Regions from separate parts of the Homo sapiens genome. Here all the other regions are linked to region 1. The links are chromatin contacts, found by Hi-C or POLR2A ChIA-PET in ENCODE. All regions are on one chromosome and are shown on one strand. The core of a region is the stretch at or near the end of the contact, and the rest is flanking DNA. Distances in the headings are between cores, read along the strand shown.

Region 1 (3,713 bases), core at 1,184-3,683:
GACAAGTGGCCCAGAGTTGCCAGAGCTTTTGATTTTCAGCAGGAAATCCAAACTTTTAGGAATATCACCTGAGTTCTAAATGTTAATAGCTAGTTGAAAAAATTTAATATCTATGCAGGCCAAAGAGTGTCTGTCTCTGTGCCGGGTTCATCCTGTGGAATAGCAGCTTGCAAACTTCATGCCATCCGTTCAGTCTTGCCTGCATTTGGGTGCTTGGAAGTCCTCCTCAGGCTGTGTTTTCCTTGTGCCTCCTACCTTTTTAGAAAGTGCTTCATTGGTTCCCATCAGGGCAGGGCAGGGGCTGGATGGAGGACCTAGTGATGTGTTGGGTATCAGGGGGTGCTGACCTAAGGCTTGTTGGAAACACAAATCCAGAGCTTCTCTGCGTGCTCCCTCCCCTCTTAGAGACGCCCAATCAGTATCTGTCACTGCATAACGAAGTACCTCAAAATTCCGTGGCTGACACAATAAACATTATCTCACCGTTGCTGTGCTCCAGGAATTTGGGAGCAACATGACAGGACGATTCCCACTCCAGTTCTGTCATGAGGTGGCGGTGAGCTCTTAGCCCAGGCTGCAGTCACCCAAGGGCGTGACTGGGGCTGGAGGGTGTTCTTCCCAGGTGGGTCACCCTTGTGGCTGGCAAGCCAGAGCTGGCTGTTGGCCAGAGGCCTGGGTTCCATCCACGTGGATCTCTCCACAGGGCCATTGAGGGTCCTCTTCCAGAGTAAGTGATTCAAGGCAGAGCAAAAGCAGAAGCCACATGCCTTTTACAGCCTAGTCTCAGAAGCCACACATTGTCATTTCTGCGCTGTCTTATTGGTTACACAGGTTTGCCCTGCTCAGTGTGAGAGGAGACCACACCAGGGTGTTGACTTCCAGGAGAACTGGGTCCTCAGGGGCCATCTTAAGGGCTGGCTGTCACAGCTGTGATCACAACCCTCAGTCGGTCCCTTATGAACAAATGGTCCAACCCTGAGAATAGTTTAAAAAAAAAAAAAACCCGAAGGGAATAAAATATATGTCATAGTGATTTGCACCTAATATTCAGCCCACTTACTATTGTGTTCCCCAGATCAGCCTCAGAAATTAAATATCCTTTTTTTTTTTTTTTTTTTTGAGATGGAGTCTTGCTCTGTCGCCCAGGCTGGAGTGCAGTGGCACAATCTTGGCTCACTGCAACCTCTGCCTCCTGGGTTCAAGCGATTCTCTTGCCTCAGCTTCCTAAGTAGCTGAGATTACAGGTTCATGCTACCACACCCAGCTAATTTTTGTATTTTTAGTAGAGATGGAGTTTCACCATGTTGGCCAGGCTGGTCTTGATCTCCTGACCTCAGGTGATCTGCCTGCCTTGGCATCCCAAAGTGCTAGGATTACAGGCGTGAGCCACCATGCCTGGCCTAAATATCCTATTTTTATATCCCATCTTAGAACTGTCTTCCCTGAATGTATCTAAAGTCACTTTTTAAAAATATTTTTTAAAATCCTACCCATACCACCTCTTCAAGCGATAGACTGAGGTGTACCAAACAGAAGAACCCTTGCTTTTCAAGGGAACCCTTTCGCTTGCTGCTTACCCCTGTCTGCTTCCAGGGGTATTCCTAGGTCTCTCAGTTGCTCGAGCAACTAAACCTAACCAACTTCTCTACTAAACCTAACGTTTTGTAAAGATTTGAAAGGAAAATCACTCTGAACAAAGAGTAGTCCCTGCTTTGGTATACCAGTAGCACCTGTGAAGACAGGTGGCCCCAGAAGTTTTCTGGGACCCTCTGAATTGGTAGGAGAGGGGCACCAGTTAATCAGAGGCACAGACAGGGAGGAGCAGGGTTGCTCCTGTTCCTGCAGCAGTATCCATTTCTGGGACCCACTTTCCAAACCACCCCCCCGAATTCTAACAGCAGGAGACACACACACACACATACCCTCAGGCTCTACATCACCTCTGCCTCCTTCAAGACCACCCTTAATATTCATTTTAACCAGATTTTGCCTGAATAAAAACGTGAAGGGGAAGAAAAGGTGCCCCAGTGTGTTTTCCCCTAGGAAAATCCCTACTGGTAACTAGTCTTATTTGCTCAATAAACAAAATCTTAGGCTGGGAACTGAAGGTCAGCACAAGCAGCATCTGCGGGTGTGCACCGGGGCTCTGGGGCCCTGTAACATTTGCGCGTGTACCTGGGGGAAGGGGTGCTGCATCGGCCCGCCCCCCGCAGCCACCCGCCGCAGCAGTGGTCACCGAGTCAGGGTGTGGGGAGGTGGAAATGAAATGCATAATTCATAGGCCGCTGTGGTGTCCAGTCTGTGGGAGGGGTGGTAATTACAGAACTGAGAAATGAGGCTGCAGCGGGCAAGTCACCTCTAGGTTAGAGGCTGCTATGATAGATGGCCTGCATTGTTCTCTTTCTGACCTTTTTCTGAACTTCCCCTTAGAAGAACAGAGGAAATATGGTGCTGCCTTTTCCCATATTGTTTTTGAATAATACCTTCAGACGCCAGCTTTTAGAGTTTCTGTTCTTCCGTTTGGGGTTTTGCTTCCCCCTCCACCCGCCCAATGCCTTGCTTCTTTCCATAGAAAAATCGAATCACTAATGACTTTATCCTAGTATTAATGGTAAATACAGACTACACAAATATTTGTCCACACTGAACACAATACATACGGGGAAAGGAAAAAAAAAACCCGCAGCACCCTCTCCCTCCTTCTGCTCCGCCCTCCACTGCCAAGCAAGACAATCCCAAGAGCCGTCCTCCGTCCTCCGTAATGATGCAGACGGGGCTGATGAGAAGGGTGGGGGGCGTTGCTCGGTAGGAAGTGATGGAACCTAAGCTCTGGCTTGCAGAATAGAATCGTTTTAACCGGACGTGAAGGTGCAAGCAGGAATGATGCTCACTCCCATGTAAGCTATTGATGCTATCCCGGGGGGATAAAGTAACAAGGCTGGGGACTGTGTGCCGTATTCCCTTCATCAGCCTTTCCACTGTGTAACCCGAAAGCCGCAACGTCGTTTCCCTCCACGCTTCTCTCTGCCGCTAGTGATTTCCTGGTCTGAACTGTGACTCCCTAGTGATGGCCTGTAACTTTGGGTTCTGTGATCATCTGAAGTCTATCAACCTCTATATAGTCAGGGAAACCCAGAAGAGGGAAGAGGGAAGATTTCTGTTTGATTTTCACACAAGCAAGACTTACTAAAGAGTTAGGCAGAATTGTTCACTTAGCCTTCAATTCAAAATTGAATCTCAGGTTGAAACTTTGGGGTATGTGGGGTTGTTTTGTTTTTTGAAAAATGTACCCCTTTTGAGGCCAAATGAAAAGGAACTAGACAGTTCTGTGTCAGAGCCTTTCAGACTGGGGGTGGAATTTGGTTAGCTCCATTTAGCGGGTTAATGTTGATTGAACTCCTGCTGTGTGCATCACCACCCTGAGCTGTGTGGCAGCTGAGCACTTCCCTGGGAAGCAAATATAGGTTCTGTCTCCTCAAGGAACTTTTGATCTCTTGGGGGAATCCAGGACAAGCCTAAATACAACCATACAAAGACCTACTTACACAGCTGACACTACAGAGACAGGCCTGCCAGGCAGGCCCTCGCTGATTTCCAGTGATGCCACAAAACTTTTCTTCCTTGGCAAAAAAGAAACTAAGCTGTTCATACCAATGATCACTGTCATTCTTTCAAACATCTCACAGGTTTTTTTATGGGTTTAATTGCTTATG
Region 2 (3,713 bases), core at 611-3,110, 250 kb before region 1:
CTGCCTCTCAAAGCTTACTTCCCTAGAAGGGCCTGATCTTGGTATTGCACAAAGGTGTGAATGTGAGGCAGTGTCTTCCTGCTCCCTGAGGTGGCATGGGTCCTGGAGATTAATATGCAACAGCTTAGCAGGTGGGATCCGGGTTCATCCAGCCATACCACTCACACAGAAATCCGTTCCAGGCGCAAATTTCTGAAACTCTCTGGGCCATGGCTGAAATATGGGAGTGAAAACTAAGTTATCTCTGTAGTTTACTGGAACTGTAAATCCTATAATTCCTACAAATTTGAAAGGAAATTAAAGTATGGGGTGTTTGAATTTTAGGTCTACTTCCTATAGGGTGCAAAGAAACTTCTCATACTAGTGAAATATTTGCAGAGGTTGTAGATTCTTCTCAAACCTTTGAGATTAACAACAATCGTTAGCATTTATTTTGAGGGTTTACTATTGACCAGGCTTCATTCTAAGTGCATTGCCTGTATTTCCTCATGTAATTCTCATAGAAAATGGATGAGGACATTATTTTATCCACTTTTCAGAATAAGAAACTGAGACTTAGAGAGGCAAAGTCACTTGCCCAAGACAGGGACTTGACCCCAGCCCAGGTCCTTGGTGGTGAGCATGCTGTCATCTATTCCAGTGACTGCTCTTAGCTCGGGTGGCCTGTCTTTGAACCCGCTCCAGTGCTGGGTAGGTGTGCAAGGGAAAGCAGGCAGGCTCCCAGCTGTGCAGACTGTGGCTTTCAAAGGTGGAGATTTAGAGCATATTCTTGCTTAATGGACCAGAAAACCCCCAGCCCAATTAAAGAGGTAAGGCCTTGGTTCACTCTAATCCAAACTTACATATAGACTCCTTTCCGGGCAAGAAATTCTTAACCAGTTATTCATCTACATTTAGCTATGCAATTAAGAATTCACTTATTCAACTCCAAAGCACCTGGTTGAAGAGAAAATGTAGGCAAATCAGTGAAGTATTGTGTAGACAAAAATAACCACTTGTTTGACTTGTTTAATTAGTGGTTTTCTCTCTTTTTTGAAACTGACCAGTCAGTTAAACCAAAATAGTTCACAGCCGCCTTCTGGGAACTTAAGTAGAATAGACTGTTGGGATTAGCCTGGGGGCTGCCTGGCCTTGTTCCAGAAGGCCTGCCCCTGTTAGGGGTGACCGAGCTATAGACTGTTCCTGGTGGTGGTGGGCAGGGGGTCACCTACAGGCACCGACATGAAAAAATGTCCAAATGACCCAGCCAAATGGAAAAGCACATTGTAAAATAGTATGGGGAGCTCTGTTAATAAATTATAGTCGGTCTTTCTATTAACTAGTCCCTTCAGAAAGCATTTATTGAGCACATACTCTGTGTCAGACCCCTGGCTTACAGGGCATAGATCTGGAGCAGGAAATTATGGGGCACTGTCCTTTTCATCTTATCTATTCCTTGAACGTTCAGTGTTTTATAATGAGCGCATGTGACTTCTGCAATGAAAAAAAAAAAGGAGAGGGAGAATTTGTCACTGGATTGGTCCCCCGAGACTGTCAGAGGCAGAGTGGCGGCTGGCAGTGCCACAGTTGCAGGTGTCAGAGAGTCTTAGGAACTTGGGCTCAAGGCTTTGTCCTGTAATTTAACAGCTGTATCACCTTGAGCAAATCAACCTTCTTGAAACTGTTCCTATGATTAAAGAGACCGTTATGAGGTCAGATGAGAATAGTTTGTCCGAACAGTAAAGTTTAATGAAAATGCTGGTCATGGTCACCTTCCATGGGCCACACCCTGCTGCTGCCACTTTGTCAGGGACGAGGAAGCTGAGCGAGGAAGTGCCCCAACGGGGCATCAGGAGGCCCCTGACAGGAGCCCAACACCCCCCACATCAGCAGAAGGAACAGAAAGGCATGCACAGGCCGGGCGTAGTGGCTCACGCCTGTAATCCCAGCACTTGCGGATCACCTGAGGTCAGGATTTTGAGACCAGCCTGGCCAACATGGCGAAACCCCGTCTCTACTAAAAGTACAAAAATTGCGCCATTGCTTTCCAGCCTGGGTGACAAGAGCAAGACTCTGTCTCAAAAAAAAAAAAAAAAAAAAAAAAAAAAAAAAGCCATGCACGTTGGGAAACTTCTGATTTTCAGGTAGAACTGATGAGGGCTTTCAGCTCCTCTGACAACTGCTAAATGCCAAGCATCTGAGAACTTCTTGTCTCCGTGACAGTTTTATTTCCCAGCAGGCTGAGGATGCTAACAGGGTAGCTGCTGTCCTACCCTCAAGTCTGACCTTTGCCATGGAATGTCCATGTGGAAGCGGCAGGAGGCTCAGTGAGGAAAGGGGTAGACGCTACTGCAGATCACAGTTGTGAGTGTCTGAGATGCTCAACTTCCAGAAAGTTCAGAGAAAGTTAAGGAGAAGTCCAGTGCTGGGAGTACCTGGGCATTTGACTCACAGGCGCTCCTCCGGGGCTGGATGGTCCACAGGGTGCCATGGAGAAAGCAGGGTCCCCAGAGTCCTGGGGCTCTGTCCCTGCTTGGCTCATGGAGTGTCTTTCCCTTTTGGGTCAGCTCTCCCGTCTGTCATTAGAGCAAGAGGCTTGAGTCAGCTGAATGACAGAGCAGACTCAGCTACCAGGGAGAGTTTTCTTGAGGAGCCAGTGACACAGTCATAGGCCATGGAGTCTGGAGTTGCTTTCCCAGGGCTCCTGTCTGTCACTCTGAGCAGGGTCAGGCAACATCTGCCCATGTTACCCTCAGAGTACTCATGCCTGGGGTCCACCCTGAATTCACAGAGCCCTGCAGAGATCAATGGACCGAACCAGCGCTTTCTCAGCCCCTCCCCTTTCAGGAGTTTGTAGAGCCTGTTCAGCAACTTTCTTTTGCCCTTTTCAGGCTGGTACAATCCCTGGTCCTCTTCCTGGCCAGACTTTGGACCTCCCACTCAGAGGTTTCTGTCTCCATCATTCTGACCTGCTGCTTGTCCACATGTGGGCCCCAACTCCACTTATCCACCTAGGACTTGGTAAAGTGCAAATCTGAGTATGCTGCTTCTTTACTGAACACCCTTCAATGGTTTGCCAAGTCTTTAGCATGTGGCACATGATGTCCTTCACACCCTGCTCCCTGCCTTGTTCTTTGGCCTTGTGCCTCCTTATTCCCCCCGCCTGCCTGCCCCCGGTCCCCCTCCCCACCCCACCGCCAAGAGCCAATCCTGATCATACCGACTGAAACCCTCCATGATCTCTCACTCCCATGCCTTTGCACATGCTGTTCCCCCTGCCTTGCCTGGAACGGCTCCTCTTTTCTTGCCTGGTTGACTCCTAGTGGTTCTCTAGTAATTGTAATTTTTTTCCTGACTGTCTTTCTGCTCGTTTGTGAGTGGTGGAAACACATCTTGTCTTCTTATCTTTGATGTCTAGTGTTCATTATGGTGTTAAGCATGCAGTGGGAATTCCATGATGTCAACGCAGTGTGCTGTATTCCAGCTCCAACGTCTAATGCCAACTGGCTTCAGGCCCTGTCTCTCTCGCCTGGACCACTGAGGAGCTCCCAGTGAAGCTCTCTGTCTCCAAACCAACCCTCCCGCCAAGGCCAATCACCTTTGTAAAACAGAAGCTGACTGTGTCGTTCTATTCCCTATAAATCTCTAGTGGTTCTCCATCATTTGAAGCAAGTTTAAGCTTCTTCACTTGTAACCAAGCAGGGGCCCTTCAGGAGCTCCTGACTTCTCTCCTC
Region 3 (3,713 bases), core at 584-3,083, 210 kb before region 1:
TTGACTAAATTTAACCAGACAAAGTTCCTCCACCTTTCACCAGAAAAACCAATGACATATATCCATGCAGCATAAAACCTTCCCCCAAAAACTCTTTTATAGGATGGAGAGAAAAAAAAAGAGTAATGGCTTAGTTAAATGAACAAAGATAAATCTATTTAAACAGAATATTATATGATTATATATTTTAAAATGTAAAAAGCAGCCTCTTGTATCTGGTCCTTGAATTCCTTATGTGTCAGGGGACAGTAAGCCCAGATGTAGCATCCCACGGAAGCCCAAAGACAGCTTCCAGGGGCTGGAGAATTTGCCTCTTGAGTAGGATGTTTGCTTCTAGAACTTGTAAACTAAAAATAAAATCCTAAGCCCCCAACTGACTGAATGGACCATCTCTTGGCCAAGGGGTCCCCAGAGTAAACTTGAAAACTGAGTTCTTGGCCATGATGGGATGGGGAGTCAGACACACTCCTTCTACCCCTCCCTCACTAGCCATGATTATGCTTTCTCCCCTAAGGGCTAAATAGAAAGCGGCCTTTTCAAAGCCTCCATTGGTGTTGACGCCATAACGCCCTGAAAGCGTCTGATGTTAAAAGCCTCCACCGCTGACATCAACCTGCCACCTGATGCTGCCCCTTTCTTTTGCCTGATACGAGACCACCGATTATGGAGTGATTCTGGCCATTGTATGGAGGATGCTCAGTGAGGGTTTTCCTGTCCTTTGCTTCACTTTTTGAAGTCAGAGGCTCGAAAACTCCACCCTCAGATTATGCTAAGGCTGCCATTTTTTCTACATGGGACCCATGAAGGCGCATGACGCTCAATTGCGCATGCACATGTTTCTCCTTTCATAAATATTCATGACTCCTCCCATAGCTTATTGAATATGTATATTTGGCCTCCCTGCTCTGCATAAATTCCCATTCCCTTTTCCCCTCCATCAAAATATCTTCCTAGCCTGTCGGAATGGCCACCCGAAGGCCGCAACCCTTTATGAGAAATAAAGCTCTCCTTTCCAATTTTATGAACCTCATCCCTCTTCCATTGACACACTCATCCCTCAGTTCTGAGTTCTGTGTCCTGGCCCATGAGAACGCCAAGTCAGTGGAATCACAGGCAGTTTCTTGGTTCTAGAGACGCAGGTCACCCAGGCTGCATTTTGCCTGGTGGAAAAACAACTCGATCACCCCAGATTAGCAGGAGCATTGCCACAAAACATTTTAAAGGACTCTCGCTCCCCCTAGAACAATTAAGGGTTGAAGCCACAACCCTGTAGTCCATTTCTGTCTCTCTGTCTGCCAATTAGTAGACTGGGCCTCCCCGATAATTGTGATCTCAAGGTAATGGCTTAAGTAATTGATGACGTTGTCCTCATTGGGGGATCTTAGCACATCAAAAGAAGTTGAGAAAGCCAAAATTCACCTCGAGTCTGAATTAATCACTTTGTCGAGCACAACAAAGGCTCTCTGCTTTGCTAATAATCCCAGATGAGGTAGCAACCCTCAGTTAAATAAGGAAACTGTGGTGTCTTTAATTAATGTTTCAAAGCGCTCAGACTTGCTTTTTTCACTCGCTTTATTTTTATGAAAATGGAGGCTAGTGAAGGCAAAGCAGATATTTTCTAAACTTCTCAAGTTCAAGAAGAATGAGGCCTGGCTTCATTGTAGCTCACAGAAAAGGATCTGGGGGCTCTGGTTGACCACAGGGGCAGTCTGTCGTTGCCTAGGTCAGAGGAAGTTAGTCCCAGTGTATGGCTCCAAATGCTACCCTGTGGTCTTAGTACTTCCCCTTGCTCCAGATATGGCTTCTGGGACGACAAAACCTCCCACTTCCTCCTAGCACTGCTGAATCAGCCTTTCTAGGCTGCAGCTCAGAAGCCAGCTGCCTTCTAGCCTGCTCTCTGTCTGACATTCTGATCTCAAATTGTCTTTCATGAGGCCCACTTCACCTGGCAGCCCAAGCCTCCCCAGCCTCCTGACATCCCCCACTCTGCTTGACCTTCACCTTATCCCTTTCACTACTTCCCAAAGCCCCAGGGCAGCCCACGCCTGACATCCAGTCACACTTCAGGCTTCAACTCAAGACCGTGGGGCCAAGTCAGAGCCCCAGGTTCTGTGTGTTTAGAATGGGAGTTTGAACACATTGCTGTGTTGGTCTGATCCCAGCTACACAGCCATCTTTAAAAGGACTTTGATACCTGTCTTAGTTTGTTTTCTGTTGCTTATAACACAATACCTGAACCTAGATAATTTATAAAGAAAAAGAATTTATTTCTTACAGTTATGGAAGCTGAGAAGTCCAAGGTTAAGGAGTTGCATCTGGTGAGGGCCTTCTTGCTGGTGGGGACTCTGCACAGAGTCCATTTATGATAGCTTTGCCCTCATGACCCAGTCACCTCTTACAGGCCTCACCTCTCAACACTACCACATCGGGGATTAAATTTCAACATGATTTTTGGAGGAGACAAACATTCAAACAATAGTAACACCCCTAAGGCCACTTGAAAGCCAATGAGCAGGATGCGGAGGTGTGAAAGCCACTTAATGCAGTTCAAAGATACTTACAGAGTAGATATCATACAAAAATGAATAAGATACATCCTAGCCTCCAGAGAGCTTATCCTACAGAAAACAGGAGAACTAAGGGTTTACCTTGGACTTGGGGAAGCTGAAATCACTGCCTTCACATGCTTGTTATCTTGTCTAATAAACCCCCTTGGCTTCTAAATTGATGACCATCTTTGAAACTTCATGCTATCTTTGGGTCTTTCCTTTGATCCTCATCTGCAGTCAATCACCAAGTTCTGTCAACTCTGCCTTCAACACATGTCTTGAGTGAGTTCTTCATTCTTACTCCTAACTGGCACTGCCCTATATCAGGTCGTCGTCTCTCCCTTGGGCATAGAGTTTTCAGTAGGGTCCTGAACTGGCCTCCCAGCCTCTAGCTTCTCCTATCATCCTCCAATCAGTCCTCCACACCAATGCCAGAAGAAGCTTGCTCATATGCAAATCTCATCATGTTGCAGCCCTGCTCAGAATTCTTCCTTGGCTCCCTGTCACTTTCAGTTCAAGCACTAACCTCCTTTATTTGGCACCTAGGGTCTTTGGTGATCCGGCCACAGCTTGACTGCTAGCCTCACTGTAAGTCATCTCTGTCCCTAAATTAGGCTTGGGCAATCTTGCATGACTCACACGTTCCTAGTTACGCCATGTCGTTTCACCGTTCTGGGCTTTTTCCCAGGCTTTTCTCTAGGGCCAAGACAAAGGAGAGGCAAGAACAAACCTAGGGTACAAAATTTAAGGAGGTCCTCACTCTCAGGGCTGTACAAGTGCCACCCCTGCTCTTGTACAACCCTGAGAGTGAGGGCCTTCTTAAATTTTGGGCCTAGGTGCTTGCTTCCTTCTCTCACCCTTGTCCCAGCCCACTCTCCTCTCTGCTGATGCATCCACTCTTTCTCCATTTGCAAAGGCCAGATTGCTCTTCGGCTTTCTGCTCAAGGGTTGCCTCCTCCAGGAGCCCACCCAGGCTATCCTGGGCACATGGAGATGTTTTCCTTGGCCACTCAAAGAGTTCCACTGATTCCCTACTGGGGATGATTGCCAATGAAGAGCAGGAGAACACAATGTATTATTTGTAGGAATCTAATCCTGTCTACGTTCATTATTTACTGTACCTGATTCTGTTTCCATCATGTGGGCTTAGTCATCTGCAGTTAA

The links. A loop is a pair of places that touch in the nucleus more often than their neighbours do. ChIA-PET counts read pairs that join two places held with the same protein, here RNA polymerase II (POLR2A). Pooled maps may share reads with other maps.
Region 2: a loop to region 1 is called in a map of CD14-positive monocyte, with 2.9 times the contacts of the local background. The contact joins two enhancer-like sites. A Hi-C loop is called at or near these places in 3 of 168 maps with a recorded cell type or tissue (CD14-positive monocyte, GM12878 and mammary epithelial cell), 5 of 37 single-sample maps with no recorded cell type and 8 of 50 pooled maps.
Region 3: a pooled map shows a loop between it and region 1 (3-fold over the local background). The contact joins two enhancer-like sites. A Hi-C loop is called at or near these places in 1 of 168 maps with a recorded cell type or tissue (mammary epithelial cell), 3 of 37 single-sample maps with no recorded cell type and 6 of 50 pooled maps. POLR2A ChIA-PET finds 5 or more read pairs at or near these places in 2 of 52 experiments (HepG2 and OCI-LY7).

Annotation. Positions count from the first base shown.
Region 1 is chr7:139,647,756-139,651,468 of GRCh38, reverse strand. The region is part of intron 2 of HIPK2 (homeodomain interacting protein kinase 2); the gene reads left to right. Among named protein-coding and RNA genes, the nearest start is that of CLEC2L, 130 kb to the right of the region's middle. RefSeq lists an enhancer at 1,854-2,123. Within about 2 kb of position 2,433, at least 20 of the 41 ENCODE cell types and tissues checked have a DNase peak (open chromatin) inside an H3K27ac peak, as active enhancers do; they include CD14-positive monocyte, where a contact is called at or near this core.
Region 2 is chr7:139,896,792-139,900,504 of GRCh38, reverse strand. All of the region lies in intron 3 of TBXAS1 (thromboxane A synthase 1), which reads right to left. Among named protein-coding and RNA genes, the nearest start is that of TBXAS1, 69 kb to the right of the region's middle. Within about 2 kb of position 1,860, at least 2 of the 41 ENCODE cell types and tissues checked have a DNase peak (open chromatin) inside an H3K27ac peak, as active enhancers do; they include CD14-positive monocyte, where a contact is called at or near this core.
Region 3 is chr7:139,853,756-139,857,468 of GRCh38, reverse strand. All of the region lies in intron 1 of TBXAS1 (thromboxane A synthase 1), which reads right to left. Among named protein-coding and RNA genes, the nearest start is that of TBXAS1, 26 kb to the right of the region's middle. RefSeq lists an enhancer at 1,566-1,645. Within about 2 kb of position 1,833, at least 17 of the 41 ENCODE cell types and tissues checked have a DNase peak (open chromatin) inside an H3K27ac peak, as active enhancers do.